3 separate regions of the Homo sapiens genome follow, and regions 1 and 3 are each linked to region 2. The links are chromatin loops, found by intact Hi-C in ENCODE. Cell type or tissue: IMR-90. All regions are shown on one strand. Links, peaks and the distances in the headings refer to the core of each region. The heading gives the core; the rest is flanking DNA. Region 1 holds the start of CLMP (CXADR like cell adhesion molecule). Region 2 has its middle 53 kb from the start of CLMP. Region 3 overlaps CLMP (CXADR like cell adhesion molecule).

Evidence for each region. A loop is a pair of places that touch in the nucleus more often than their neighbours do. Peaks named below come from ENCODE experiments on the same cell type or tissue, not always from the same donor. Only the 100,000 strongest peaks of a DNase experiment are listed, where the experiment ranks them.
Region 1: a loop joins it to region 2, with 3 times the contacts of the local background. A loop is called at or near these places in 10 of 110 quality-filtered maps.
Region 3: it touches region 2 in a loop (5-fold over the local background); 26 of 110 quality-filtered maps call a loop at or near these places.

Annotation. Positions count from the first base shown.
Region 1 is chr11:123,188,732-123,199,245 of GRCh38, forward strand. It overlaps CLMP (CXADR like cell adhesion molecule), which reads right to left and starts at 6,517. Exons shown (of 7, transcript NM_024769.5): 1 at 6,182-6,517. The coding sequence starts at 6,209. In IMR-90, for the core only: no CTCF peak of the experiment used is centred there; DNase peaks (open chromatin) are centred at 6,640 and 9,180; H3K4me3 peaks cover 3,420 bases; H3K27ac peaks cover 5,695 bases.
Region 2 is chr11:123,242,930-123,253,443 of GRCh38, forward strand. No RefSeq gene overlaps it. Among named protein-coding and RNA genes, the nearest start is that of CLMP, 53 kb to the left of the region's middle. In IMR-90, for the core only: a CTCF peak has its summit at 4,463 (motif pointing left); DNase peaks (open chromatin) are centred at 4,452 and 8,882; H3K27ac peaks cover 507 bases.
Region 3 is chr11:123,160,104-123,170,617 of GRCh38, forward strand. The region is part of intron 1 of CLMP (CXADR like cell adhesion molecule); the gene reads right to left. Among named protein-coding and RNA genes, the nearest start is that of CLMP, 30 kb to the right of the region's middle. RefSeq lists enhancers at 6,634-7,331, 8,030-8,726, 8,761-9,593. In IMR-90, for the core only: a CTCF peak has its summit at 6,080 (motif pointing right); a DNase peak (open chromatin) is centred at 6,338; H3K27ac peaks cover 5,930 bases.

The DNA.
Region 1 (10,514 bases), core at 1,710-9,709, 53 kb before region 2:
CAAAATAAAGGTTTCATCTCGGCTTTCTCCCCCATTTTGGTCTGTGTGGTGCCAAAGGAAATAAACTTTTATTTTTCCAGTATCCAGACATCCAGATAACCAGAACTTGAAGGGGAGGAAGCTATGGTTTGCATTTTTTCTTTAGGAAACAAGTAAGTCAGAGGTGCTGAAAACAGGACTTTAAGCAGAAAAAGCAACATATGAGGTGAGTCATACCCAATCCATAAACCTCATCATCCACAGTCTCAGGATAGTGTCAGCAAGGGAAGCTCATGCATCTGACCCCAAAGCATCTGACCTCTTGGACACTAGAAGGGTCTTCTGACGTATTAGAAGGAACACTAGTAATCCATACATGATGTGTGTAGAAGTAGTTCTCAGTTATAAACAATAGTCATCCAAACACATTTCTTAACCATTGGAATGGAGTGGGGGAAGGGGATGGGTAATAAATGTTTAGCAGAACTTTCCACTTTGGGGTTTAAAGATGAAGCCTCTGCTTCAGCCTGATCCACTCTTCTCAGTAACACAGAGCCTTGATTTCAGAATAACCATGTGTCTCCTGGTAAGTGGAAAACACATGGTTTTTGGAATCCAAAGTCCTGGGTTGGTGTCCTAGCTCAGCTGTTTACTCGCAGTGTATTCTAGAGAAAGAAGCTCACTTTACTTCTCTGAGCCTCCATTTATGTATCTGTGAAATGGAGTAATAATAATACTTACTCTCAAAGAGTGATTTGAGGTGAGATAAGGTATGTTAATATACTTCGTAAACTACTAAACCTTGTACAAATGTTAGAAATTAATTATACTGTCATAATATTCCTGCCCATATAATCCCCTGTCAGAGTACTACAAGTGGGCTGGTAATATATACATCTCATATTTCAAAATCCAACCACAAGTTCAAATCTAGGCAAGGAATCCATTAAGCTGTACATTTACTAGGTATGCTTTATATGCACATTTTGCCTTAATTTTAAAAGTAGAAGAAAATGGCCAGGCACGGTGGCTAATGCCTGTAATCCCAGCCCATTGGGAGGCCGATGATCACTTGGGGTCAGGAGTTTGAGACCAGCCTGGCAAACATGGTGAAACCCCATCTCTATTAAAAATACAAAAAATTAGCTGGGCGTGATGGTGGGTGCCTGTAATCCCAGCTACTCAGGAGGCTGAGGCAGGAGAATCGCTTGAACTCGGAAGGCAGGGGTTGCAGTGAGTGGAGACTGTGCCACTGCACTCTAGCCTAGGTGACAGAACAAGACTCTGTCTCAAAAAAAAAAAAAAAAAAAAAACAAAGCTCCTGCTTACAAATAGTTTTATACCGTAGCCCCTCTGCACTGAAGTCTATCCTAGGTGTCCATGCTTGAGGCTGTTCTGTAGGTAACCCTGCTTAAGATGAGGTCCTTTTGGTGAGTATTTCAGTTACTGAACTTCCTGGGTGGGGGGATCGGGCCATCACCCTGAACCTGAATGGTGCTCCATGGCTAACAGTGCCGCAGGGCAGTTCCAGGATGGAGATTACTACTGTTTTCTTCCAATTAGTTCGTTGACCCTTCTTGGTTTATCATCATGTGCTACCAATTGCCATGAGTGAACAGTGCCTGAAAAAATCAATAAGCAGGGTAACACCCATCTGTTCCTGATGACAACCACATCTGGACCAGCCAGAAAATTCTCAGAATTAAAAAAAATTCAGAGAATGTTACTGGTATAAGGAAACTTAGAGATAACCTTAATCTCATATTTTCATTTTACAAAGGAGAAAACTAAGGCTCAGAGTGGTATGATTTTCCTAGGCTCACCCAGAAGAAATGATTAAGGAGCTAAAGCTATTGATTTCCAGTCCTGTTCCTTGTACACATACACCCACATCTTTGGGACTTTGAGTATTAATTCCTTTCTCCTGAATACACCAGACATACATGACACTGCAGAGTTCCTAGGACTTCCAGTTACGTTGGCAAAATTGAAATGTTATGACGCCTGCCTGATTTTTCAGGCAATTTCTCATATAATAAAAACCAATGCCAATTATTCAGCATTTAGCTCACTTAACTGAAGCATCACAAGAGCAGCTGTGATCTTGAAGCTTAAGTACATGAGCTGAAAAGGAAGGAGAGACATTTTTCTATTTCAAAAATGTGTAATAGGATCATGGAATTCGGGTTCCAGTCTTGGCCCTTCTACTGAGCTAGCTGTATAACCTTAGCCAAACCTCTCTGAACTTTGGTTTCTTCTTCATCTTAAAAGAAGGCATAGATTTAGATGAAAGATTAACTTGGGTTCCAAGGAAAAGTATCAGGAGGTCTCAATGAGGTCTTAAATATTATTGGCAAATTTGATGTATACATGTCTTTTTCTAAGAAGTTGGTTTTGTGATTTTCATCAGATTCTACAAAGGGTCTGGGACTCAAAATTTTAAGAACGATTGATTTAAACAGTCTCTTAGTTTTCCTCCAGTTCTGGCAATCTTTGACTCTACCTTTAAAAAATATCCATCATCACTAGATGCATTCATGAAATAATACTCATGTGTACCCTGCCCAGATAAGCACAAGACAAAAATAGGATATGACTAGATATAAGCCTACAGGGAATATATCGTTATTATGACCATCACCATTAAAGTGGGAAGATAAGGGTAGGACATGGAATCCTACTGAGACCTGTCGTTATCTTACAGACCAATGGACTATGCATTCATGCCTTCTTCAAACTCACTTTCTGCGAAACCAGGCTCCTTCCCCGTGCTGGCAGAAGTTTCAACAGGTAAGTCTATTTTTAATCTGGTACTAGCACACACGATATACAAAATAAATTTGTATGACAAATATATTATCTGGTCCCTATCCCTGTAATGTTCTTTGTGAATTTTTTAAAAATAGGACTGGTCCTATTTGCATTAATAGACAAGGAAGCTCAAAGCAAGCTGAATTAAAACTGGGCTCCTCACTATTGGGTTATCCCGCAGTCAAAGGTTAGTGATCTTCCAAATTTTTCACCTCTCTTGACCTTAAAGATTTCAAATACTTCAAAAATCCAATTATCTCTTAACAAATAGTTCACAAGTGTTTATGCAAGGTACTGAACATGGTTCACAGGTGAATGAGACACTGTCCCTGCCTTCATGGAGCTTCCATTCTAATGGGGTGTTAGATAAGCATTTGGAACACCATAATACAAAGTAGCATAAGAGGAAGGCTATTGGGATTCAAAGGTCAAATAGACTACTCAAAAGAAAAAAAGTATATTCAGCTGGTGAAACCATGGACAGGTGTATGGAGGAAGTGGCATTTGAGGTGAGACTTGGGGAATGAACATGATTTTGATCTGCAGTGGCAGGAAATAAGGAGGCAGTTTTGGTGGGGGGATTATCATAAACAAAAGCATAGAATTAGAAAGAAGCATGGGACATGTTTTGGGCGCATGAAGTAATTCAGGTTCCCTACCGAGTATCTGGGGGTGAGTAGAGGAAGAGCTGTGAATGACATTATGTAAAGTCTTTGATGTCAGAATGAAGTGTTTATACTCAACACTAAAAGCAATGAGACTACTAAAGGTTTTTGGAAGAAGGGAGAAAAACCATAGAATTATAGAAATTTTGAATTGAACATTCCCCTACCCCTATGCCCATTGTACAGACAAGGGAGTCAGAATAAGAACCAGAGAGGTTGCCAGACTCTTAAGTTCCAGCTTCGTGCATTCTACCAGCGGCCTCACAGGGTTACTCGGGTAGCAGTGTGCAGGATGGAGGAGAGAGGACAGGCAGGACAGGAACGTGGCAGCTACTATAGTCATCCAGGAGAGAAGTTAAGGTGGCACAATGAGGGCCGGAACGTTACGGGAGTGAGGCAGGATAGTGGGTCAGAAGAGGGGCTGAGCTGGAGCTCCTTCTCTCTTCTCCATGGGGCTCAGAGCACTTCTTATTCATTCACATCAGAGAGGTGGGTTATTTGACCTCACTCATTGGCAGGTCCAGGAAACATGGAGTCAACTGTCCCACAGTTCAGACGATGAACACTCTCCACCCTCCCAGCCCCTGTTTGATACTGTGCAATCTTTAGAAAAAGAGAAGCCAAAAACCATGCCAGCCAGGATCAGAAGCAGCCCTGGAACTGCCCCTTTAAAGGACCAGTATGATGATTTCAGGATTCAGACAACTTGCTGTGTTTTCTTTCTGCCTTTGCTGAACAGTGTCCGAGCATTCCATGGCTCCAAACCATTTCTTAAATAAGGACAGGTGCTCAAAAAGTGCAAATTTTTTTTCCCTTTCCCAGACCTCTCTCCTATAGGTCACGCTGACATCTTACATTCCATGAAGAGGATGGTGAGATCGAAGAGCCAGCCAGGTGTGGCAGAGGGTAAGCGCTTTGAGAATCTCTGCAGCCACAGGAGGCTGTAAAGCAATGCGCTTTAGCAAGCTTTCTCTGGAAGCAGGCAGCCTGCGCTCAAATTCCGTCTCCCCTAATTATGAGTGTGTGGCCTTGAGCAAGTTACCTGGCCTTTTTACAGCTTGGTTTCTTCATCTGTAAAATGAGGGTAGCCAACAAGGATGGCTGGGCAGCCAATAGGCTTGTTGTGAAGAACAAACGAATTACCAAGATAGTACATATAAAGTGTTCATATAACAAGGACTATTAGCTGTTTTTAATAAGAGAGCCCTGAAGTTTCATTCTACTAAATATCTGGTGATTGGTAACCTAGTGGTAGAGTCCAGTAAAGGGAATCAAGGTGCCATCCAGCTGCGCCAGATGTGCACAGGAACAGTATTGCAGTATTTGGTTAAGTCTAAAAGAGTTTAGAAAATAACCCCTCCCCACCTGCCTTACTTGAGCAATAGTTTGGCTTAGCCCACCTCTTTCATTTCTCTAACTTAAGTGATTATCAGCCTGAGGCTGGCCAAGATGGGTATGCATACAGTATAATTGGTTTGTAAAGTTTCAAAAAAGACAGAGAACTCTAACCACGTATTTCAGGATTTGGTGGTTCTTCTAGACACCAGCCTCCTTCAAACCTCTGGTGTTGTAGGCTAGAAGGGACTTAGGAACCATCTAGTATTCTCTTTCCAGAGCTAAAGACGTGGAAGCCCTGGATAAGGAGTAAGTTGTCTGAGGCCACCCAGCTAGTCAGTTCAAAACCAGGACCAGCTCTCCCGTGGCCTGGTGTTCAGGGTAGTGCTCACTCTTGACCACTGGCTGGCTCTTTGATTTTCTGATCTCCAGCTAACTGTGGGGCCTGTCTGCAGTGGATCCCATGCTTCAGGGTGCATAGTGACGTGCCCTTGGCTCTCCCTGACTGCCTTTCCTGCCCTGGCTCCTCAGACATTTCCAGTCACTCCGGTGGGCTCCTACCACCCACATCCCTGATGTCCTCTCCTGCAAACCTGCCTCTGCCTCAGGGCCTCTGAGGCCCCAAGAGTCCTGCCTGGGGGACCCCAGGAAGGGACGCTCAGGAGGACTCTTCCCTTTGCTCTGGAGCCTGTTTCAGGAAAAAGTGGTGCTTGCTCTATTTCCCTCTGTTCTGGTTCCTCTGCTGCGTTTTTTCCAAGTCTTCTTCACTCTCTGTGCTCGGACTCCCCCAGCCTTGCTCTTCTGTTTTACATTCCTGTTCTCCTCTTTTTCTCTCTCCTTCCCAACCCTTCCCCTTTCCCCTTTTCCTTCCTTCCCTGTGTGACTTGGGGCATTTGCATCTTCCTGGTGCTCCTTGGGCCCTGCCCTTTTTCCCTCTCCCCTTTCCTCTCCAACCCTGCCTATCCCCCACTCTGCTCACCCTTTAACACATCTGTTTCTAATCTGAGCCTCGGAGGCGCCTGTTTGAAACAACAACAAAAAACCCCCACCCTCAGGAACCTGGCACAAAAATTCCTGGATAAACCTTCCCTCCACCAATTCTCCACTTTTCCCAGATACACCAGAAACTAAACACCGCCCTAAAGAGGACCCTGCACATCAAACGGTTCCCCAAGCCTGTTCAAGGGCCCAGATGTGCGAGACAATCTCGATGGCCGACTGGGCGGCCCTCGGTTGCCAGATGTGCTCCTCCGTGGCCAGGAGGCAGGGACTGAAAAGCCGGCTGACTCCAGGGGCTGCAGGGACACCCGGTCAGAACCGGCGTCTTTCCCGGACGCAGGGCTGCGTTTGCCCACGGCCATCCAAACTCCCGCCCTCCCAGAGGCACTCACCTAGCAAGAGGAGAAGGAGGAGGGACATCCCGATCCCCGGACGCGGGCGCTTCCCCGCTCAGCTGCTGCTTGGCTCCGGGGCGGCCGGGCGCCTCCGACGGACCTCGGGCGAGCTGGGCGCGGCGCCTCGGGGTGCGCGCGAGGTGGCTGCAGCCATGTGCCGGGCGGGAGCCGGCCCCGCGCCCCGTGCCCCTGGGGGCAGATGGGCTCCCGGCGCTCGCCCCACCAGCTGGCGCCCGGACGGGAGCCGGGACCAGGGTCAGGGAGGAAAACGCGAGGCGAAAAGGCGCTACCGCTTCGTGGAACACTTTTCCCTGTTTGGAAAGAAAAAGGAGTGAAGAAAGAGAGAGGGAAAAAAAAAATTCAGCTGGAACCACATGGTTGCCTCCTACCGCAGCCCCTCCCTCTCTCTCTCGCTGTTCCCTCCTTCCCTCCCTCCCTCCCGCGCGGCGTTTGGGGTTTGCGGTGGGGGCCGGTCGGGGAGAAGCGTGAGCTGGCCGGGCAGGGAGGGCCGGGGGAGACCTGGGGCCGTGCAGAGGCGGGTGGGTTGAGAGGCGCCGGGCGTAGGATTGATTCTTTGCAGGAGGCATTGGTGACACCTCGGCTGAGAGCCCATGGACGAGGCCTTGTCCGTTCCTAGAGCTCTGCTCTCACTTGGTCCTTCTCTCCACTTCTCTCTCGCTTCTTTTTTACTCTCGTTTCTCTCTGCTTCCACGTCTCTCACAAATCTGGCGTTTCTCTCTTCCATCTCTTCCTCTCTAGGTCTCCTTGTTCGCATTCTTGCCTCTCCCTCCTCGTCTCCTCATGCCCTCTCCCCTCTGTCCTCTGCGCTCTTCTCGCCTCTCCTCTCCCTCCCCGTCTGGTTCTGTTAGTGTAAAGCCACCAGACTGACCAGGCCGACGGCGGGGCGCGGAAGTGGGTGCGAAGGCAGCCAGCGGCCGGCCGACCAGGGCTCTCCCCACCGACTGCCTGCTTTGGCACCCGGCTACCCCCCTTGGCCTGGCTTTCCTGGGGCCTTTCGCGTTCGCTCGCTTTCTACTGTCGGTATTTGCAGCAGCGCTCCCTCAGGTCCCGAGCAGAGCTAAGCCAGCCAGCACCCAGGGGAAGGGGACCCACAGCCCCGTGGAAAGAGGTCTATCGAGATGCTTTGCAGCAAAGTGCTCTGCACGTGGCCCTGGCCAAAATGTGCACCACCCCCTTTCAGAAAGAACATAAGGCAGAGGGAGCAGAATCCCCCTGGTGCCAGGGCCTGCGCGCCCGGGCTCCGGGAACCCGGCCCAGGAGGCTCGCGGAGGGCAGGAGGCTGGCGGCCGGACGGGGGCGGACGGTGGGTTCCGCGGAGCCGAGCAGCCCCGCCCCAGGGTCGGCCCCTGGGAGTCTGCCCTTCACTACCCTGCTGCTCAGCGGCAGCGGGAGGCAGCGAGACTAAGAAAGGGCAGTGAGGGTGGCGCTCAGACCTCAGCTGCCTGGACCTCCTGCCCTGACCTTGTGCCCAGGGCCTCTCAGAAACTCTGGTCCCAGTCTCTGAATGTCCCTGGAGGGCTTCTCCCTCAGCTGCCCAGAGGCATGATGACGCAATCGCTCACCTTCGGCCTCGCCAGAGCCCAGGTTGGAAGCCGGGGCCAGCGCTCTTGAGAAGAAAGATGAACCCCGCCGGGGCCGGTGGGCTGCCGAGTCACACATTTGCAATGAAATGCAAATGTGTAATGAAAACCCGTCCCATTTCGCAGACTAGGAAAGCAAAGGCCTGGAGAGGTTATGGAAGTTTCACAAGGTCACTCAGAGGACTTGCAAAAGCTGGGGCTGTTCCTAGGGCTCGCGGATCAGCTGGAGCATTGCTTTAGAATTGCAGCATTTCTCCACTCACTCCCTCACCCCTTCGATACCGATGTGTTAGCATCCACACTATGCCAGGTGCTTTTTTAGGTGTGAGGACACAAAGTGAGTAGAACTTGGAAGTTGACATTTAAAAAAACCTGGGAGGAGTATGTCATGAACACCAAGTATGGACCCAGAATCATATTATATTATTACGTGGTTTTTATTGGGTCATATTATTGACCTTTTTATATCATTCTTATTATACTGCTAAGGGATAGTCACTGAAAAAAAAATCACCATCCCTTAGCATGAATAGGAAGACAAGGAAACTATAACTTAGAGAGGCCTAAATATCTTGCCCCAGATCACAATAGAATTAAAATGCTTCTATTCCAATATTAATATTCTAATATTTAAAAATATTATTTTTTATATTGAGAAGTGTTTAAAAGGTCTCTTTGACTCCGAAGTAACTTTATTTTCCATTTCATACTAATTGTCTAATAGGGGAAATAGATACATTCACAACTATAATTTGTAAATGAATATGTTGAAAAAACCGTCTTTTTTCTTTTCTTTTTTTTTTTTTGAGACAGAGCCTCACTCTGTCACCCAGGTTCACTGCAACCTCTGCCTCCTGGGTGCAAGTGATCCTCCCACCTCATCCTTCCAAGTAGCTGAGACTACAGGCTCACACCATCATGCCCGGCTAATATTTGTATTTTTGGTAGAGATTGGGTTTCGCTGTATTGCCCAGGCTGGTCTCAAACTCCTGGGCTCAAGCAGTTCACCTGACTCGAACTCCCAAAATGCTGGGATTACGGGCATGAGCCACCATCCCCAGCCAAAAACAGTAATTCTTAAAGGCTGGAGAAGGTGGCAGAAAAACTACATACAGAAGGTAACTCTTTTGTTGTTTCTGCTTTATAATTAAAAAAAAAATTGACATTTTGGGCTTACAAAAAAGTTGAAAATAGTACAAAAATTCTTCACCCAGATTCCCCCTTTTTATTTCTCTCTAGAGGTGGGGTTTTTGCACAAGTTTTAAAGCCTCACCTCCACCCCACCGCTGCTGGTGGCCTTTCTCAAGAACTTAGTAATGCCAGTGCTGTTTATTGCTTGAGGGCTGGTGTGCGCATGAAGACAGATGTGTGTGGGTGTAGGCAGATATGTGTTTAAACCCAGTTGCTCAAGCCGAAGGTAACAGGCGCCTTTGGCTCTAGGTCATTAGTCACCAGCACAGGAAATGATTAGACTGAGATTGGGTCACAAGCACTCAATTTTCCCAGCCCCAAGTCTTGTAGCCAATATGGCACATATTTTTTGGAAGAGGATCTTTGGGTCCCTGAAGGTGTCTGTCTCTAAATCTGAAACCTCTTTTCTATTGGCATGGGTCTCTGGGCAGGAAGAGCAGAGAGAGAGTGCTTCTGCGATGGTTTGTAACTCACATCCCATCCCTACCAGTGCTGGGCCCCACTCTGGGCTGGGTGCCTCGGAGGATCCCAAGATTACGAGATAGTCCTTACCCTGAATGGACGGACCTCTCAGTTCAGAGGGAGAAAAAACACCAACATGGGAAATGTTTCAACAACAATACAAGAAAGTTAGATAGTTAAATGCCACAGTAAATTATCCTGACAATAAAAAACAGTGGGAATTCCAAGAAAGGAAAGAGCACCTTAGGCTGGGGTAATTGCGGAGGAGAGCAATGATGGAACCAGCCCTTGGGGGATGAACAGAATGTCATTAGAAGAGATGAGCTGGGGAGAGCCATGAGTGGGGGCATTCCTGGACAAAGACATGGAGTTAGGAATAGCTTTGGCATATTGAGGGGCCTTGAATGAAATGAAATGCTTGAAATAAAAATTGTTGTTGAAGCAAAATGCCCTGGGGGGCAAAACTGTGACAAGTTCCAAATGTGAGGAAAAGGATTCTAGAACTCGTTCTGCAGTGTTCTTCCAGGCTCTTTGAAACAAATTTAAGAAAAATCACCTTGATGAGAGCCTTATTTTAGGAAGTGGAAATTGGCAGCTTCTGCCCAGAGGTGACTACAACAGTTGGCCAGGGTGGAGAACTTTTGCGACCCTTTCATATCTGTCAAGCTACCTTTGTCTCAATATTTTGTAGAGTGATATACATATGCAGATTCAAGACACTTCCCTTGTCCTTCCCAATTTCTGGGGAGCCAAAGAGTACCACCCTAAACCTCTCCTTTACAGGAATTCTAGAGCTATCAACGGGAGTGTATGACGCACTGGAGAAGAAACCTGAAGGACAGGGACTGTTTAGGACCTATTGTATTAAATAGGCAGATAAGATGAGGGTAGTGAAACAGTGTAGAAGACATTGGGAAGAAAGATTTGACAGGGTTAAGTACATAACAATCAATGTGGGTGAAAAGAGTGGAAGAGAAAAGAGGCACCGAATCTGAGTATAAATGACTGAATACATTGTTACATATGCCAAGATTGATACCGACCATTTATCTACCTCCTGGTATATTCCAGAGATT
Region 2 (10,514 bases), core at 981-8,980:
GACTTTTCACACCCAGTTGGTTCAGCTGTCTCAGATGATTGTACTGCCAAGAAGCTCCTGTGATTCCCAGCTTGGTCCCCTTTGTAGAAGGCCACGTCTTCTTAACCTAGGAATAAATGAAACTGAACAGATGCCTATACCCCCTTGTGATATTTTTCTGTGACACTTAACATACTTTGAAAAGACCAGGGAAATGTTCCTATCAAAGAATAACAGATATATCCACCTGAAGCGTATCGGCATCTTAACTCTTCAATATACTTTGTGTCACTCCAAGAGATTCTGAGATGACTCTGTACATTCAGATTTATTTTGGATGGACTTAAATGTGGATCATTGTAAGCAAGATATGAAAACAAGACTTGATATGACTTGTTATCTTTCATTAAAGCCACAGTCTCAGCCAGTTGGATTTATTAAAGGTCATTGTGCATCCAGCCTGCGCTGAGTACTGAAGGCAAATAATGCACAATTCCTCCTCTTAAGGAATCGTGGTGAGCCATGAGATAGACACACCGAAGTAAATACTGTCTCGAGGCAGCACGTGTTCATTGCGGCACCATGGCAATAAACGAGTGGTACAGTCAGTGTCATTGGGTTCTAAGTAGGAGGGTCTGTAGTGTCTCAGGCATAGCGAGGATATCAATTTGCCTGGAGTTGAGGCCTTTCCTAGACGGGTGAAAGGGGATAATGTTGGTGAGGTGGTTTGCAGTTGAATTGTGGAGGACATTGATAACCAGTATGACTTTAGCTCTGCAGGTAACTAAAACCCCCAGGAAGACTTTGAGCTGGGGCATCAAATTTCCCTCTGATTTAGGAAGATAAGTCTGGTAGCAGCATGTTGGGCGAGTCAGAGTCAGGGGCAACAAAGCCATCAGAAGGGTTAGAACCATTTAGACGGCAGCTGGCGGACAATACACCAGGACAGGAGCAGAAAGAGACCCGTGAGAGGGACTGTGAAGAAAGCAGTGATTCTTCATGACAGGCTTCCTTCCCGCTGGATCATGGTTACCATAATTATTAGTATGTCCATCTTACTACTCTGATTAAATTACAAGTTTCTTGTAGGTAACACCTTGTTTGCACAGAGGAGGCTCTGTTGGTTGAATTAAATTGTGTGTAACCTAATACGGTGAAATTAGATTTATTTCCACGCTATTGCTAATGATGTAAATCTGTTTAATTGTTCGCCAAGACATACCAACTATTTGAGTCTTTGTTGGATATTGAGATTATTTTATGCAAAAGGTGTATTTCCTGACAATGCATTACTTTGAATAGAAACTTCCCCTACCCACACATAAACAAACACACACACAAAACCAAACACACACACACACAAAAACCCTCAGAATCAAAATGCTTCCTGTTTGACTAATAAAACAGAAAGGGAATGCTTAAGGAAGCAAACACTTGCTTTTTGAGTTAGAAACCTGAAAGCTGTGAGGGGTGTTAATCAGTTTCTTGGCCATTTAAGCATTCGTCACATTTGTTTTTTCCACTTTTTTGATTCATCATTTTAAAAAGCCTCCAACTTGGGGATTTCTGATCTGTTAAAAAAAAACCTTTTAACAAACATCCCTAACACTCTTTTTGGCAAATACCTCTTCTCCTCAGAGTGCAAAAATAGAAATCACTTGCTATTCTAAATAATGTATAGTGTTCTCTTTGAGGCAGGACCTCTCGTTGCTACTTCAGCTTAAACACTGGCTGGGCTTTCTGAGTCCGGCCTCTTCCAAGAGCTACACGTTTCATGGGGCACGAGGGCGACCTCATAGCCACCTCTGATACCAATTGTGGCTATAAAGCTTCCCTACACTGCTTGCTTTTCCACTTTCATTTAAAAGCTACTTATTTTTGGCTGGGCGTGGTGGCTCACACCTGTCATCCCAGCACTTTGGGAGGCCGAGGTGGGCACATCACCGGAGGTTAAGAGTTCGAGACCAGCCTGACCAACACGGTGAAACCCCACCTCTACCAAAAATACAAAAATTAGCCAGGAGTGGCGGTGGGTGCCTGTAATCCCAGCTACTTGGGAGGCTGAGGTAGGAGAATCGCTTGAACCCGGGAGTCAGAGGTTGCAGTGAGCTGAGATCGCGCCACTGCACTCCAGCCTGGGAGACAGAGCCAGACTCCATCTCAAACAACAACAACAATAACAACAAAAAAACTGCTTATTTTTATTCTTCTTTGTTCATTTCAATTCATCTGCTTTTCATATGGGAGATAGAATGAATATTCAGCATGGACTTTGAAGCTGGATCAAATCCGTTTCTAACACTTTACTAGCTGAATGACCTCAGTCAACCAACCTCCTGTAGCCTTCGTTTTCTCATTTGAAAATGGGAATAATGATACTGAATTTCAGAAATTAGTGAAGATGAAATAAGAGGAGATAACGAATGTAAAGCATCCAGCATATGGTAGTGTTAATAAACATTAGTTTCTTATTTGATGGATTTTTTTTCTGAGCATTCTCATGCTTAAGTCAATATATGGGCCAATCCCTCTGTACTGTGTTATTAATAAACAGTGGTTCTCAAAGTGTGGTCCCTCAACCAGCAGCATCAGCGTCAGTGGGAACTTGTTGGAAATGCAAATTATCAGGCCCACCCTATTCCTGCTGAATGAAAAACTCCAGGGGAGGGGCCCGGCCGGTTGTGGTTTATCAACCCTTCAGAGGGTTCTGATGCGCACTGAAGTTTGAGAACCCCTGATTCTAGATAAAGGTTAGCACACTGTGTTTGTGGGTGTGGTGGGGTGTTCATCCAAAGGAAATAAACCAGTGAGGTGCAACTGGAGAGTAATTACATTATTTAGATTTGGTCTTTGGTTTCCGGGTCTATTGTTTGCTCTCTTTCCTTGTCAAGCTAAGTCTTTGGGACCAGGGATGCGGAAGTAAATAGAGTTTGATTTCTGTGATCTGTTGAGATCTGAGGATTTGAAGTGGTCCTGAATCCCAGGCTCAAATAGCATAGCTCTGGTGTTTTCATTTATTTTATTTTTATTTTTTATTTTTTTTGAGAGGGAGTCTCGCTGTATCGCCCAGGCTGGAGTGCAGTGGTGCGATCTCGGCTCACTGCAAGCTCCGCCTCCCAGGTTCACACCATTCTCCTGCCTCAGCCTCCCAAGTAGCTGGGACTACAGGCACACACTGCCACACCTGGCTAATTTTTTTGTATTTTTAGTAGAAAAGGAGTTTCACTGTGTTAACCAGGAGGGTCTCGATCTCCTGACCTCATGATTCGCCCGCCTCAGCCTCCCAAAATGCTGGGATTACAGGCGTGAGTCACCGTGCCCGGCCAGCTCTGCATTTTTATATAGGCCTCTTTGTCTTGGGGGCCCCTCTGGCTTTGGGAGTGGGATGGGAGGGCTAAGATGACACCAGGACCGGATGGTAACCTCTATTCAGATGTTTTTCTTTCTTTCTTTCTTTCTTTTTTTTTTTGAGATGGAGTTTTGCTCTTGTTGCCCAGGCTGGAGTGCAATGGTGCAATCTTGGCTCACTGCAACCTCCACCTCCCAGGTTCAAGCAATTCTCCTGCCTCAGCCTCCCGAGTAGCTGGGATTACAGGCATGTACCACCACAGTCGGCTAATTTTGTATTTTTAGTAGAGACGGGGTTTCTCCATGTTGAGGCTGGTCTCAAACTCCTGACCTCAGGTGACCCACCTGCCTCGGCCTCCCAAGGTGCTGGGATTACAGGTGTGAGCCACCGTGCCTGCCCAGATGTTTTTCTTATTTAGAGACATCCCTCCACCTTCCATTTTTGGATTTTTCTTTTTTCTTTTTTCTTTTTCTTTTTTTTTTTTTTTGAGACAGGGTCTCATTCTGTCACCCAGGCTGGAGTGTGTGGTTTGATCACAGCTCACTGCAACCTTGACCTCTTGGACTCAAGCAAGCCTCAGGAGGCTGAGGCCTCCCTGAGCAGCTGGGACCACAGGAGTGCGCCACCATGCCCAGCTACTTTCTGTATTTTTTGTAGAGACTGGGTCTTGCTATGCTGCCCAGGCTGGTCTTGAACTCCTGCCTGAAGTGATCTGCCTGCCTTGGCCTCCCAAAGTGCTGGGATTACAGGCATGAGGCACCATGCCCGGCCAGCACCTTCCATTTTTGGCTCTGAAACCAGACTTTGAATTTTTCTTCCCTTTTTTCCTTTTAATGTAATTTGTGACTTCAAGGGCTAACAAGGCTTTGGGTTTTGTGTGAGATGAGCAGGGAGGAAGGTCATCAAAGGATTGGCACTAAATGTTGTTGATCTTTTATGAGAAGCTACTCCTGAAAATTGGCGTCCAGTTCTGAGCTTTCAGTATTTTGGTGCACTCTGGGGTCAAAACGATAGCAAGACAGACACATAAACTAATCAATGGCTAAAGAAACTCAGTTTTCGAGTGTATTCCAAATAGCTGCATTCAGGTGCCGCGGCCGCTCAAGCTGGGTTTGCAGTTGGTTAGATACCGCCCCCTTGTGGGCAGCGGGTGTCACTGGCTCCTGTCGGGAGCAGGGGCGCCTGCAGCTTGATCAGCTCAAATTTCCTCAGGGTCATTGATTAAATGTCCGTGCCTTGTCTTTCTATTCTTTCTCCTGCCCTGGTCTTCTATCACCATTTGAATTTCCATCAACTCTACGCTGATTTGGGGAGATACAAATGTTATAACTACCCAGTTGCAGCTGTGTGGATCGGGGAGCTATGGGGTCTGGTACCACCGATGGGATTCTGTAAATACATATGCCCCACCCCATGATGAATTATTATTTTTTTAAAGTTCAAAATTATGCAAGTAATATGTTTATTGTAGAAAAATTAAAAAATTACAGCCACAAGCCTATCACTTACCAAACAGATATTTTGTTATGTTATATTATTCTATTAATATATACCTCTCCCCTCAATATTCCTACTGACCACTTTTCTCTCTCCGGTTCCACTTTAATTCTATTCGTCTATTCCAGGAACAAGAAAACAGAGAAGAGAGGAGGGGAACGGAGACCAGGCAGTGATAGAAAGTGAACAATGCTTTATTTCTTGGCCTTGCCTCACTGGGGCTGGCTGCAGTTATCCTGAAATGAGACAGCACCCTCCTTGATTGCTTGACCTGGTAACTTAAAGTGACACGTGTACCACATGGCCCCTCGTCCTCTTCCTTCCTTGACCTCTTCTTTTTATCTATTTTCTCTTTCTTTCCTTCCTTTCTTTCTTTCTTTTCTTTCTTTCTTTCTCTTTCTTCTTTCTCTCCTTCCTTTCTTCCTTCTTTCCTTCCTTCCTTCCTTCCTTCCTCCCTTCCTTCCTTCTTTCCTTCTCTCTCTCTCTTTCTTTCTTTCTCTTTCCTCTCTCTGTCTTTCTCTCTTTCTTTTTTTTTTTTTGAGATGGAGTTTTGCTCTTGTTGCCCAGGCTGGAGTGCAATGATACCATCTTGGCTCACTGCAACCTCCACCCGTCCCAGGTTCAAGCGATTCTCCTGCCTCAGCCTCCCTAGGAGCTGGGATTACAGGCACCCAACACCACACCTGGTTAATTTTTGTATTTTTAGTAGAGACGGGGTTTCACCATGTTGGCCAGGCTGGTCTTGAACTCCTGACCTCAGGTGATCTACCCGCCTCAGCCTCCCAAAGTGCTGGGATTACAGGCATGACCCACCACGCCTGGCTTGTCTATTTTCGGTCCCTTCTACAGGGTCAAATACCTCCTTCCCTTTTGCCTTTAACATCCTTTTTATTTTCAACAGAAGAGACAGGAAAAGATGGTGTCTCAGTATTATTGTCTGGGCTGAGAATATATTTTCCTGGATCTTGGCTGGGAACTTCTGGCCCAGCCTTTCTTGGGCTTATTCATATTTTTCTTGCTGAATAATAAAGGCTCTTACATATTAGAGTTATTAACCCTAGGTCTGTCATTAAAGTTAAAAAAATTTAACTTATTCATCAACACCTTATTCAACACCTTCATGAATTCATTCAACAATCAATCAGCACTTAGGGTGTGTTATCAGGTGCTGTTCTAGATTCTGGAGATTCAGTGATTTACAAAAGGATAGATGGGGTTTCTGCTTTTGTGGAGTTTAAGTGAAGAGGGAAGAGAAATGTAAAAGCAAGTAAATAGTTTTAGATTTTGGTGAGTGCTTTGTTGTTGTTGTTGTTTGTTTTGAGTCAGAGTCTCACTCTGTCGCCCAGGCTGGGGTGCAGTGTCTCACTGTAGCCTAGACCTCCTGGGCTCAAGAGGTCCTCCCATCTCAGCCTCCTGAGTAGCTGGGACTACAGGCATGCACCACCATGCCTGGCTCATTAAAAAAGTAGTGGGTGTTTTTTTTTTTTTTTTTTTTTTTTGCTGAGAGTGGGTCTCACTATGTTGGCCTGGCTGTTCTCAAACTCTTGGGCTCAAGTGATCCTCCCGCCTCAGCCTCCCAAAGTGCTGGGATGACAGGTGTGAGTCACTGCACCCTGCATGTGAGTGCTTTGAAGCAAGGTAAGGTGATGGGGGAGTTTGTTCCTTTAGTTGAGGCTGTTGGGAAGGGCTGCTCTGAGTAGGTGGGATCCACATGAGGACAAGGAGTCAGCAACATTTCAACCCAGGAAGAACCTTCAGACAGAAGTCAGAGAAAGGGCAAATACCCCACAGGCGAGTAAGCCTGCTGCACCAGTGTCCAAATGAAGGCTGTTGATACCACGGCATAGAGAACAAGAGAGACATAATTAGCTGGGCACGGTGGCCCAGCTGTGTCTGCAGCCCCAGCTGCTCAGGTGGCTGAGGCATGAGAATTGCTTGGACCTGGGAGGTTGAGGGTGCAGTGAGCTGAGATCGCGCCACTGCACTCCAGTCTGGGTGACAGAGTGAGACTCTGTCTCAAAAAAAAAAAAAGAAAAGAAAAAAGAAAAACAAGAAGAGGGACAGCAGGAGGCTATGGGGTTAGAGAGGTAGCAAGGCTGCGGTGAATTCAGTTCTTATCTTAGATGAGGTTGGAAATGAAGGATTTTATGGGCATAAGAGATGGTCTCATTTACCTTATTCAAAGGGCGTGCAGGCGGTTCTCTGGCAAAAGGACAGTGAGGGAGGCAGAGGGGGCACCACAGACAGACAGTGAGGAAGACTGTGTGTCGGTCCAGATAAGATGTGATGATGGCTTAGCTATGGGTGGCAGCCACTGGAGAGGGGAGAAGTCAATGAGCCCTAGACACTCCTTGAGGGAAGAGCTCATGGGACTTGCAGCTGAACTGGATTTAGGGCAGAAAGGAAGAATCAGAAATATTTGCCTTTCAGTGTTGTTTATGGTTTTTCGGTGTGTGTGTGTGTGTGTGTGTGTTTAGCCTTACTAAAATACTACATTGTAAATGTATTTATTTGTAGCAAATATTACTATTTTTCGTAGCAAGAACTTGTGCTCTGAATAATTTGGGGGATGTTTCACGTGGGCTTTGTTTGTTTAACAGCCCAAATGGCTGCAAACATCTCATCAACCAAACAATTCGCCTTCCTCACGTCCTCATTTCTTCAAGACAGAGGACAAGAGCTAGAAGATAGGATGATATTTTGACTTAAGAAACCTACTTCAGCACTATAGAAAAGAATAATAATAATAATAAATTAAAAAAAAAAAAAAGAAATCAGCCAGGCGCGGTGGCTCACGCCTGTAATCCCAGCACTTTGGGAGGCCGAGGCTGGTGGATCATGAGGTCAGGAGATTGAGACCATCCTGGCTAACATGGTGAAACCCCGTCTCTACTAAAAATACAAAAAATTAGCCAGGCGTGGTGGCAGGTGCCTGTAGTCCCAGCTACTCGGGAGGCTGAGGAGGAGAATGGCGTGAACCCGGGAGGTGGAGCTTGCATTGAGCCGAGATCAAGCCGCTGCACTGCAGCCTGGGTGACAGAGCAAGACTCCGTCTCAAAAAAAAAAAAAAAAAAAAAAAAGAAATCTACTTTATGTTCAGGCCCGAGTCTGGGTTTTGAAAAATAATGAATCGGATCCTTTATTGGAACCAGTTGACAGTCTGTTCCAGTTTTTAGGAGCATTTTTCTCCTGGTCGTGCTGTTACTCATTTGATGCTGAGAAAGAGCGATCAATGAAGCCATGGCATGAGACATCTGGCAGCAGCTCTTCTCCGTCACATTTCCAGCGCCTTCTATGAATAAGAAATGCAAACTCAATGGCCGTCCGTCTGCTCATCAGGGCTCCCTTTGTTGGACTTCCTCATGCTGTCTCGTTTGGATTTGTGATCGCTCAGGCAGGATGGACTAGGGGAGTGCGGGTGTGCATGTGTGTGTTTGCACGCCTGTGTGTGAGCAAGCATGTGTATGTATGAGCACATGTGTGAAGGAGAGAAAGATGACAGAGAGGAGAGGCAGATAGGAAAGCCTACAGAAGGAAACAGCAAGACAGGCAGGGGTGGAGACAGAGTCCGAGGCAGAGACAGGGTGGAAAGCTAGAAACCCAACAAGTGAGAGTGGATGGGTGATGTTTTCTCAGATTCCTCACTCTGAGGCTGTAAAACCTGCTGAGAAGAGATGCTGGGGGACTCACAGTCATTTTCAGCAGTGTCTGTCTTGTGTGTGGCTGAGTCCTCCTACTATATCTGCACTCAAGAGAAACTGAAGCTTGTGGTTGAGAAACTAGATGAGGCTTGGGAAGGCTGCAGCAGCAAAGGGGATGAAAGACTTGGAGTTTTTATTTGGCAGGGATATGTGTTGAATTGTGTCCTCCAAAAAAATATGGTCAGGTTCTAACCCTGCATACCTGGGAATGAGATCTTGTTTAGAAATCAGATCTTTGCAGATGCTATCAAGTTAACATGGTCATTAGTGTGAGCCCTCATCCTATATGACTGGGATCCTTATAAGGAGGGGGAAATTGGGACAGAGGGAGAGCACCAAGTGACGACAGAGGCAGAGATTGGAACATTGCAGCTGCAAGCCAGTGAAGGCCCTGGGCTGCTGGCTGCCACCCAAAGCCGGGAAGAGGCGAGGCAAGGAAGGATCCTCCCCTACAGGGTTCACAGGGAGCCTGGCCCTGCTAGAAACTTGATTTTGGACTCCATCCTCCCATAATTTCAAGCCGCCCAGTTTGTGGTACTCTGTTACAGCAGCCACGGAAAACAAAGGCAGGCAGATAGTAGACGAAGTACATCATTAGTGTGATGCCACAGTTAGAAAGCTTAATATGAGTTTGAGCTGCATTAATAGGAGTATAGCATCTAAAATGAGGGAGGAGAGGGTTGTCTTCCACCCCGGGATGTTTATAGTGCAAGCAGACAATTGCATTCACTCCTGAGAAGTATATTTGGCAGGACATGAACAAGCTAGAGATTGTTCAGAAAATACCCAGAGTGGGAGAGGAGCCTGGAACCCTGCCACATTGTCACCTAGACTTTTGCAATCTGAAGCCAAGCTCCCTTATTTTTGTAGCTTTAACTCATAACATTTCCATATATATATATATTCAATCATTCATTCAAACAAAGATAAACTGTGGCCCTGGCTGCCTTCTTTTTTCATTCCACAGATGATTCATTCCTGTGCCTTCAGTTTTCATCTCCACCCAAATTTCTCTCTGGAGCTCCAGATCTACTTATGTGCCCACCTACTCCATTCCAGTCAGTGATCACCTAAGCTCAACTTGGCTAAAATGGAACTCATTATTTACCCCCACCCCCAAGACTTGCTCACTCCTCTGTTAACCCTGTCTCAGCAAAGGGCACCTCTACCCACTTGACTGCCTGAGCCACAACTGCGGGTCCTGGAAGCTCCTGGAGGGCTGGACCTGAGCCTGCTCTTTCCCCGGGCTCCCCTCTGGTTCCCAGGACAGGTGGTGCCCACAGTGGAAACTTACTTGAGTGGACAGATGGCCCCTCTCCTGCTTTTGCCCCCATGGGAAAGCAACACTTAGTTTTTGGTTTGTCTTGAAATAAGGCTATCTAGGGACACCACAAATATTCAGTTGTTTAAACGACATAGATTTTCTGGGAATATTTTAAAAGACTGAAGATAGGGACGGTGCAGTAGAACATGTGCTTTCTTCTTTTTTTCTTTTCTTTTTTTTTTTTTTTTTTTGAGACAGTGTCTCACTCTGTCACCCAGGCTGGAGTGCAGTGGCATGATCTCAGCTCACTGCAACTTCTGCCTCCCAGGTTCTAAGGGGTTCTCCTGCCTCAGCCTCCCAAGAAGCTGAGATTACGGGCATGCACCACCACGCCCAGCTAATTTTGTATTTTTAGTAGAGATGGGGTTTCACCATGTTGCCCAGGCTGGTCTCGAACTCCTGACCTTAGGTGATCCACCTGCCTTGGCCTCCCAAAGTGCTGGGATTATAGGCGTGAGCCACTGTGCCCGGCCCATGTGCTTTCTTAAAAGTAAAAAAAAAATCAAGGCAGAGATAGTTTGCCGAGTGGTACTGTCAGTGAATTCTTTGAGAAGGGCATCGAATCCCATTGTCCCTAAACAGTTAATTTGAATATTCATCTGACACTGTGCCATTACCTTCTCCTTACAAACCTCTAGCGGAAGTTGATGGTACTGAACAGTAG
Region 3 (10,514 bases), core at 1,530-9,529, 82 kb before region 2:
CCCTGTCTCTACTAAAAAATACGAAAATTAGCCGGTCATGGTGTCACGTCCCTGTAGTCTCAGCTACTTGGGAGGCTGAAGCAGGAGAATCACTTGAACCCGGGAGGCAAAGGTTGCAGTGAGCCAAGATTGCACCACTGCACTCCAGCCTGGGCAACAGAGCGAGACTCTGTCTCAAAAAAAAAAAAAAAAAAAAAAAAAGGAAAGTAAAAGAATTTATTTCAATAATCCAATTATACCCTGAACTTTTTCCTGAGAAGATAGATACTGACATTTTCAGAAGGACAGTGCTTAGAAGCATGTTTTGCTGCATGTCTTCACTGCACTTATTAATGATTTCCTAAATGCTGGCTCACATGGACGCAGTTAATTTCAAGGGGAAATCAGAGTGCAGCAGATATGCAACGAGAAACTTGGGAAAGGAGCTGAATTATGCAGAATTATTTGGATTGGCTCAAGTTAGAGACAAGTCTCTGATTGACTTGTTTTCTAAGATGTATAATAGCTTAGTCCTATTTCCATTCTCTTCCTTTTGAAGCCTCTTCCTCTATAAACATCTCAGGCATGAATTCTTCAAAGAAGTTGACAAGGGGGAGGGGTGCAGTGACTCAAGCCTGTAATCCCAGAACTTTGGGAGGCTGAGGTGGGCGGATCACCTGAGGTCAGGAGTTCAAGACCAGCCTGGCTAACCTGGCAAAACCCCATCTCTACTAAAAATACAAAAATTAGCCAGGCGTGGTGGTGCATGCCTGTAATCCCAGCTACTCAGGAGGCTGAGGCAGGAGAATTGCTTGAACCCAGGAGGTGGAGGTTGCAGTGAGCCAAGATCACACCACTGCACTCCAGCCTGGGTGACAGAGTGAGACCCTGCCTCAAAAAAAAAAAAAAAAAGGTGACAAGAAACTTGCCTTCCTATTTATTGATTGAAACAGGCAGCATTAGATTTCCTTGGCCTTCCTTTGACAGCAGCACTGGAAAGGGACAGGAAAGGCAATTACTTGTCCAAAGGTATGTACTAGGTATGTACCAGGTGCCTACTACGTGCCCAGCCCTGGGCCTAGCCCTGGGTTCTGCCCAGTGAGATTTGTAAGAGCAGTGCTTTAAGACTTGGTTTCTAATCACAAGTTACTTATAATCTATTTGAGACTGTAGAACTGAGACAGATGGAGCAAATAATTTAACCTGTTAAATATGTATCAAGCCCTTACCATGCACTAAACCAGTCATGCTCAGCCTGCATGTGAGAAGCACTGATTTTTTTTTTCTTTAAATGCAGAATGGGTTCGGGTATGGTGGCTCATGCCTGTAATCCCAGCACTTTAGGAGGCCAAGGTGAGTGGACTGCTTGAGCCCAGGAGTTCGATACCAGCCTAGGCAACATGGTGAAACCCCATCTCTAAAAAAAGAAAAAAATACAAAGAATTAGCCAAGCATGGTGGCAATGTGCCTGCAGTACCAGCTACTTGGGTAGCTGAGATGGGAGGATTTCTTGAGCCCGGGAAAGAAAGGTTGCAGTGAGCCAAGATTGCACCACAGCATTCCAGCCTGGCAACGGAACAAGATTCTGTCTCAAAATAAATAAATAAATAAATAAACAAACAAATATACAAAAATAAATACAGAATGGCTGGGCGTCACCCCTCAGAACAGCAGTCCCCCAAGAGTAGTTTTTGGACGAGCATCACCATCATCTGGTCACGTATTACACATGCAGACTCTTGGACCTAAACTCCCTTGGGGTGGATTCCAGCAATCTGTGTCTTCACAAGCCCTGCAGGTGCTAACGATGCACTGGCTCTCAAATTGGAGAACCACTTGATTCAGTAGGCCTCATGTACAATATGAGGCTTTGAGCTCCTGAATACCTGCACAGAGAACCTTGATGTGGAGCTAGGATTGAGAACCCCTGTGCTGGCAACAGGAAAGATGCAGAGATGCAGAGAACATGGCCCCAACCTGAAGAAGCTCACAGTTTAGTGGACAATGTTAAACCAAATGCCACTGAGTGCCACAGAACAGCTCAGTCTAAGGGGAAGTTCCTGGAGGACACAGAGCTCATTTTAGAGTTGAACAGGATTCTAAAGAGCTACAGGAAGATCTCTCAGAGGAATAGATGAGCAGAAGGACCCGAGGCAGGAGAAAGTGGGAAGAACAGACAGCGACTCAGCTTTGAAGAAAGCATCCATTTATTCATTTAACAAACATTTCCTGAGAGTCTACTCTTCAGCTGATTATTTATGATTTATAACACACCAGTTTCCAAAATGATTTGAGGTGGTTTATAATGTTAAAACACATCCAAAACAGGAACGTGTATAATGTATAATGCATGTATAATGCAAATAGAACAGAGATCCATTAAGAGGAACTGGGAAATAAATCTTTCAGGCACCTGGGATGAATTAATTGAGGGCTTGCTGGGAGCAAGACACCGTCAGAGGTGCTATGGGGTTTGCTGAGAGAGATGAAGGAGCTTATAGTCCACAAGGGAAGATAAAAGTTGCATAAATGGCCAGGTGTGATGGCTCACACCTGTAATCCAAGCACTTTGGGAGGTCAAGGTGGGCGGATCGCTTGAGCTCAGGAGTTTGAGAACAGCCTGGGCAACATGACGAAACATTGTCTCTAAAAAAAAAAATACAAAAAAAAGCAGCCAGGCATGGTGGCAAGTGCCTGTAGTCCCAGCTGCTTGGGGGGCTGAGGCAGGAGGATCACTTGAGCCCGGGAGGCTCAAAAGCTGCCTGTGAGTCAAGACGGCACCACCGCACTCCAGCCTGGGTGATAGAGTGAGACCCTGTCTCAAAAAAAAAAGAGAGAAGAAAACCAAAAAATAAAAAATCAGCATAAATAACCATATTTAGGCAAAGAGCCATGGCAGATTCAAGGCAGGAGAGATCATTCCCAGCTAGGAAAGTGGGTACCTGTACCTTGAAGAAGGGAGAGGGTTTGGGGGCTGAAGGAAGGGGAGATTAGGGCTACAGCTGGAAGCAGGAAGAAGAGTCAGGAGAAAGAAGGGTGTCCACAAATTCCCTAAGCAAAGAGGCAAGGGAGACAAAGAACAGGATAAATCAATGGGAATCCTGAGAGTTCCCATTGAAAATGCCACGGCTAGATCTTAGAGGGTCTTCACTTCAGTTGGAGAAATTTGTGTCCTGTTTGCTAGTCAGTGAGGAGTGACTGAAGGTGTTTCAGCTAGGAATTAACATGGGGAAGTCATACTTTAGAAAGATTAATTTAGCAGACACATGTAGCATGGAGCAGAAAGACAGGCTACAGGTAGGGAGACCATTCAGGAGGCTGAAACCTGGTCTAGACTCCAGAGGAGAAGTAAGCATGGCCTGAGCTGGAGATAGCAGGAGCAAGAGAAAGGAAGAGAGTTGAAAGAGACACTATGGAGCTGTAATCTATGGCTTGCTACTCAAAGCGTGGCCTGGGGACCAGCAGCAGTACCTGGGAACTTGTTAGAAAAGTAGAACCTAGAGCCCCACCCAGATCCCTACTAAATCAGAATCTGCATTTTGCCAGGAGCCTTCAGTAAAAGGGGAGAACCACTGGCCCCTAGGGCCTGGCAACTTACTAAGTGTAGGGAACAGGAGAGGGAGAAGGTCCTAAGGTAATGTCAGATCTTTCAAGGACTGGATCCTAGGGGTTAGAGGTAGAGTCAGAATTAATTTGCGTGGAGGCTGAGAGGGCCAGACTAATGACCAGCTTATGGGTTCTGAGGCCCACAGCTAGAGGGAGATGTTGGGAGCTAGAGTGTCTCTGCTTAAATTTCGAATCTTTACTGCAAATCATTGTACAGTGGAGCCGCTCAATCACATCGTCTACAGGTTCCCTCTGTAAAATGCAACAATGACAATAGTGCCCACATTTTGTTTTATTAAAAAAATCCAAATTAATTGGCCAACTATTTATTTTCCAGTAGTGATGATAGTGATATTAACAACAACATGGCCTACCATTTATTTATCAGTGTTTGCTCTGTTCCAGGGGAAGTACTAAATAATTTGCTTCTACGAAAATCAATAGTAAATACCTACCAAAAATTGTCCTTATCTGTTATATTTACCCCCATTCGTATCATATAATTTATCTATTTCTTTGTCTGTCTGCCTTAATAGACTCCCCTTGGATTTCCTGGTACCTAAAATAGGGCCTCACAATTAGTAGGAACTCATTGATTTAGTTATTGTTATTTTTATTTTTATTTTATTTCCTGAGAGGAAGTCTTGCTCTGTCACCAAGGCTGGAGTGCAGTGGCCCACTCTCAGCTCACTGCAACTTCTGCCTCCCGGGTTCAAGCAATTCTCCCACCCTAGCCTCCCCAGTAGCTGGGATTACAGGCACGTGCCACCACGCCTAGCTAGTTTTTGTATTTTTAGTAGAGACAGGGTTTCGTCATGTTGGTCAGGCTGGTCTCTAATTCCTGACCTCAGTTGATTGACCCATCTCGGCCTCCCAAAGTGCTGGAGTTAAAGATGTGAGCCACCATGCCTGGCTTGATTTTTTTTTTTTTAAATGAATGAAAAACTAATCAAGTGAGAGTAGCTATCTGTATAGCACTTTAAACACCGTGACAATTTAGCACACAACATTGTACTTGTTTATGCATCTGTCTCACATGGGAAGAGATGAGCTTATCCATCTTCCTGTTCCCAGTCTGAACCTAGTGTCAGCCTCAATAAAGTAAGTGCTCAAAACATTTAGATGAATAAATGAGTTTGTAGTTTGCACTAACATGTTTTTAAAACATGATAATACACTCCTAAAGTTAGGAAAAGTGACCTTAGAATCATTGGAATTGAAACTAACCAAAGAATGTTATAACATAATCAAGTATATTCTAATATGTCCAAGAAAGAAAGGATGTCGTAACAGAAGGGTCATGCTCTCTACAAAGTTCTAGAAAAAGGACTGTAAAAACGCGATTTTGACAGTATCATTCTACATTGTGCATGGGACAGGCTACGCGTCTGATAAAAATAGACACCTCTTCAGACCAGAGACAACTTTTCCAGTTTTTACCAGCCTGATGGAAGGATCCTCATATCCACCATAGCATCTTCTGATCTGTCAGCTGCCCTCTGATGACAAGGCATCCCCCAGGAGGGAGTGTTCCAAACACGTAGCTAACCTTGGTATAAACAGGCTGCTAAAAACAGCCTGAAAGTAGGGAGAAGTTTGAATCCCAGCTCCACCATATGGTAAGTCTAAAACCTTGAGCAATTTACTTGACCTATTACAACTTTAGCTTCATTCATAAGGATGAAACTAACAGTTATGACATTAAAACAACAAAATAGTGTATATGAAGTCCATGATCCAGTATCTGGTACCTACCGCATAATATTAATACTCTAGCCCTGTTCCTGACCATCCCTTCCCTCCATGCCCAGATGTCCCTCTCATAGTTAACAAGGACATTATTATTTTTCTGCATCCTGGCAGGTGCACAAAGGTCCATGGTGTCCATGGTGACCATCTTAAAGTACTGATTCCCCAGGCCTTAGCAGCTCGCCACTAAAAGCTTTCCTCTTTTTAGCATCATTATTTTCAGTTTCCTGACTTGCTAGAAATTCACCGAGCCAGCTTCAAAAGCAGTGTTCTTTGTACCCAGCCCAAAGACTGTAGGGACCTTTCCCAAACCCTCCCTTAATCTTTCATCAGCCTAGGGACTAAGAGAGCACAGGGTCTACCCAGGACAAGCAGGACAAGTGAGACCTAGTGCCCTCTCCCCAGGAAGATACCACGGGAAGCAAGGTGATGTAGAGAGGCCGGCCTTCCCACAGTCAGCAACCAGATTGGACTGTCAACACTGTCAAGCCATCTTTCATTTTCCCAAGTTCTATTAAGGTTTTGCTACTTCCAGTATGCTTAAAAAGGTCTTAAATTTCAAGAGAAAATTTTAAAATTCAACAGGCATAAGATCTGAATTCTCTACTACAAAGCCATATGGACTCATCCTACATCAAAATGCCACCAAAAATTCATGATTTGCAGCCACAATCCTTCCATTCATTCCACCTTCCAACCTCCTTTCCGCATCGTGAGGCTTCATACCTCGCAGGCCTGAAGGGGGAGCAGTCGAGCCCAAGTTCTGGGGCACTGGTAGTGTTGGATGTAGCGAGGTTTCTAGTAGTTACTGTGGGCATCCCTACATCCAGGTGCCTCTTCTCCAGCCTTATCTCTTTCGCCAAGCCCCAGGGCTACACCCTCTTCAGAGAGATTGACTATAAATGGTCATGGGGGAAGCAGTCAGAATGCCAAGAGCTGCAAGCCTGACAGAGCTTGTGTATCAGCCTGACGGCTTCAATAGCCCAGAGTCTGCTGCGTGGAATCCCAAACAGCCTTGTATCTTCCTCCCTAACCACAGACAGCCTGCCTGCCTCTTGGGCCTTGTTTAAACAAGATGAGAGCAGGCCGTGTTTGGACTAGAAGGCCCGTGACCCTTCCCCAGTGTGGGAGAACAGGTCAGCAAGACATGGTGCAGCCTGAATGTGAGCTGCTCTCTTGCTTTTAGGTCTTCCTGACTTTCAGAAACTGGGGGCCATAAGAGCTCCACCATCTCAGAAGTCTGCTGCCAATAGGAGGAAATAGTTCAGGTTCTGTTGCACGGCAGGGTGACTATGGTTGACAACAGTGTATTGTATATTTCAAAATAGTTAGAAGAGAGGATTTTGAATGTTCTCACCACAAGGAAATGATACATGTTTGGGGTGATGAAAATGCTTATCACCCGGATTTGATCGTTACGTATCATATACATGCATCGAAACATCTCATTGCACTCCATAAATATGTACAATTATTACGTGTCAATTAGAAACAAAATAAAACTAAAAAAAAAAATCTGCCACCAAAGGAGAGATATCCTTGGCTAATGTGGATCATTGTGTTCTGAGTGTAGTAATCAATCATTACAGTTAACATGCCAGGCATGGCACTAGGTACCTTGGGGTAATGGGCACATACAGTGTTTAGCGCAGTGCTTGGCACATAGTAGGTATTTGATGAGTGATAGCGATTACTATCAATAATCTTATAGATCACTCTATGAAGAGGTATCATTATTATCGTCCTTTGTTTTGGGAAGCTGAGGAAACACACATACAGAGAAGTTCAACTTGTTCAAGGTTTTGAAACCTTGACACCATCCAGTTAGAAAGACAGATGTCTTTTATTTCTTTCTTTCTTTCTTTTGAGACGGAGTTTCACTCTGTCACCCTGGCTGGAACGCAGTGGCACGATCTTGGCTCACTGCAAGCTCCACCTCCTGGGTTCACACCATTCTCCTGCCTCAGCCTCCTGAGTAGCTGGGACTACAGGCGCCCACCACCACGCCTGGCTAATTTTTTGTATTTTTAGTAGAGACGGGGTTTCACTGTGTTAACCAGGATGGTCTCGATCTCCTGACCTCGTGATCCGCCTGCCTTGGCCTCCCAAAGTGCTGGGATTACAGGCATGAGCCACCACGCCCCGCCGAAAGACAGATGTCTTTTTAGTGAAGCTTGGCCAGTTTGGCTGCAGATATTGTGCTGCAGCCTCCGTTCCATGCTACCTCTTACCCTACTGGCAAAGCAATGACCCTGGATTATAGCCCCAGCTCTGAATACGTCACCTCCTCACTCTGGGCTTGTAGTAGGAGTTGAAGTTAATGACCTCAAAGGACTCTTCCAATCTCACCTGCTGTGACTTCAAGTTGAAGATCTCAAGGAAAGGGGAAGCTCTTCCCTAGTTGGGAACATGCCTCCTTCCCTGTCCAGAAGGAAGCTTGTGTGGATGAGGGAGGATTGTTGAGTTCCTGAGAAGCAAATGGAGAGAGTGCAGTCTCTCTTATCAAGCCCAGGAAGGAAAGACAGACAGACAGACAGACAGACAGACAGGCTACTTAGCATGAACGATATTTCCAGAAGCTGAAAGCTTGTTCTTAAACTGACGGAGGGATGCCAGCCTGCCATGGTCAACAAAGGAATTGGGACCGGGGAAATCCTGTCCTAAGAATCTGAGCTGAAAAGCATGATTGGGGTTAAACATCTGCCACCATCATTTCCTTTTCCACGTTTATTCACTGCCTGTCCCCCCACCCCCACCCCAGGTCCACTAAGTGGTACCTATGCTTTTTCCACAAAGCAGGCTGCAGAGGGAAGGCCATGTATCTGGCCAGGGCAGGGCTAGGGCTGCAGCGTTACACCCCAGAGCTGGGGCCACGGCACTCCAGCTTTGACCAGACAGCATCTAGGGCAGCTGCCCCCCCTGGTTCTTCCTATCTACATCTGGATTCCACTGTCTTCTTTTTGTGGCTTTTCTCTGAAAGCCCTCTCTTCCTTCCAGATTTGGAAATAACTGAGATAGTTGGGCAAGTTAGTTGGGAATGAGGCAGGGATATTCACGGGGAATGAGGAAGCCTTGGGGCTGCTTTTCTCCTTGCCACTCAATTGCCTTGCAGTGTCCCCTGGGAGCCGGGTAGGACAGGGTCGGCTAACCCTGACCAATAGTCAGAACCCTCCAAAACCCATCCTTTTCTTGTCAAAAGCCACCTCCTCCAAGAAGTCCTCTGCAATCGGATCCAGCAGCAACTCTTTCTTGTCCTGCCTCATCTCTGTGGAATTTACAAGGTTCAAATGCTGCTGATTATGTGAGGTGGATGCTGCATCTTAAGTGTATACTTTCTGCTGTTCCTTCTCTATTTTGCATATTGCATTAGATTAGGAGTCCTTTAAGAATAAAATGTTCTGGGTCTCATTCCCCTCAACGCTCTTGCACCTGCCCTCCCTGGGTTATGCAGCATCTACTCCCGGCTTTGCACAGAACGTGCGGCATCCAAGCATTCACTCAGGATTGGGGCATATGAGAGGGTAGTGGGGAAACCCTGCTCTTCAGGGACCCATGAATATGAAAGACCACCATAAGAGAGGGAGGGACAGAACAAAGCTCTGGTCCCTCAAAAGACCAAGTGTCTATTTTTGCACTCTGAAAATGAGGTGTCAGGTCCCTGCTGGGGAATCCCTGGAGGCAGCTGGGCTCCCCAAAGCAGCTGGGCTCCAAATGTCCAGGAGGAGGTGCAAAGAGGAAGAGATTTTGCTTTGGCTCTGAGGGCCTCTGGGATTCCCAGAGGAATCCACAAGCCTCATATATATTTATGTGAACTTAAGATGCTAATGAGCATTGAGGAGCCAAGAGCCCTGCTGGGTTTGCAAGTAACTGGGCCTACTCTTCACACAGTCTTCTTTGTCTGCAAGGCTTCAGGTTCAAATTGCAGATCTGGGTTTTTTTAGCGCAGCTGACATGGAAACCTGCCCAGGCCTACGGCAGAATCACCGTGGGCTCCAGGAGAAAGCTTCCACCCTGCTTCCTTGGACAAGACACTGAGCCTAGGTCTGACTGAGGTCATCTTGTCCATCTTCCAGTCTCCAAGAAGGACAGTGTCCAACCCCTCTTAGATAGGGAGGTTTTTACTCCACTCCTAAGACTTCCCTCTTACCCCATTTTTCATCCATTGCAATCATAGTGTCAATAAAGAGAGTCAAACTTTGTAAAACATTTGAAGAAACATATTCTGAACCAAATAAGAGTGACCATGGCCCATAACACAGCTCTCAGGAGACCCTGACAACATATGCTCAAGGTTGTAGGGGCACAGCTTGGTTTTATCATTTTAGGATACATTTAAGATGTACATTGGTTTGGTCCAGAAAGGTGGGACAACTCGAAGCAGAGGAAGCCGGTGTTGGGGGGTTTGTGGGCGGTGCCTCCAAGTTATAGGTAGATTTAAAATTTTTCTGATTGGCAGTTGGTTGAAAGAGTTTATCTAAAGACCTGCAATCAATAGAAGTGTCTGAGTTAAGGGGTTGTAAAGACCAAGGTTCTTATTATGCAGATAAAGTCTCCAGGTACGGCTTCAGAGACAATTGATTGTAAATTTCTTATCAGACTTAAAAAGGTGCCAGACTTTTAGTGGATTCTCTCTTTGATCAGGAAAAGGGTCTGGAAGAGGAAAAGGAAATTCTCTATAGAATGTAGACTTTTAACCCCAAGAGATGACTTTGTAGGGCAATTTCAAGATCTGGCAAGGAAATATATTTGGGGTTAAAATATTTTCATTTCCTTCCTTATTTGTTATGTGATGTGCCCGAGTCAGGTTGGAAAGCAGGCCACATTATACAGGGTTAAATCAAATCCCTCTGATGAGACTTCATGGTTTGTAGGGCAAACTCCCCAGGCCTCTTAGGTAGTAATTTGGGAAAGAGAAGAAAACAGGTCAGAGTTTAGTCCTCAATAACGATCTGTGGAAGTTCCTCCTTTTGGCTAACTTAAGTGTTGTGTTGCACATGAAACCTGCTTTTTTTTTTTTTTTGAAATGGAGTCTCACTCTGTTGCCCAAGCTGGAGTGAGGTGGCACGATCTTGGCTCACTGCAACCTCCACCTCCCAGGATCAAGTGATTCTCCTGCCTCTGCCTCCGGAGTAGCTGGTACTATACGCGCAGGCCACCACATCTGGCTAATTTTTGGTATT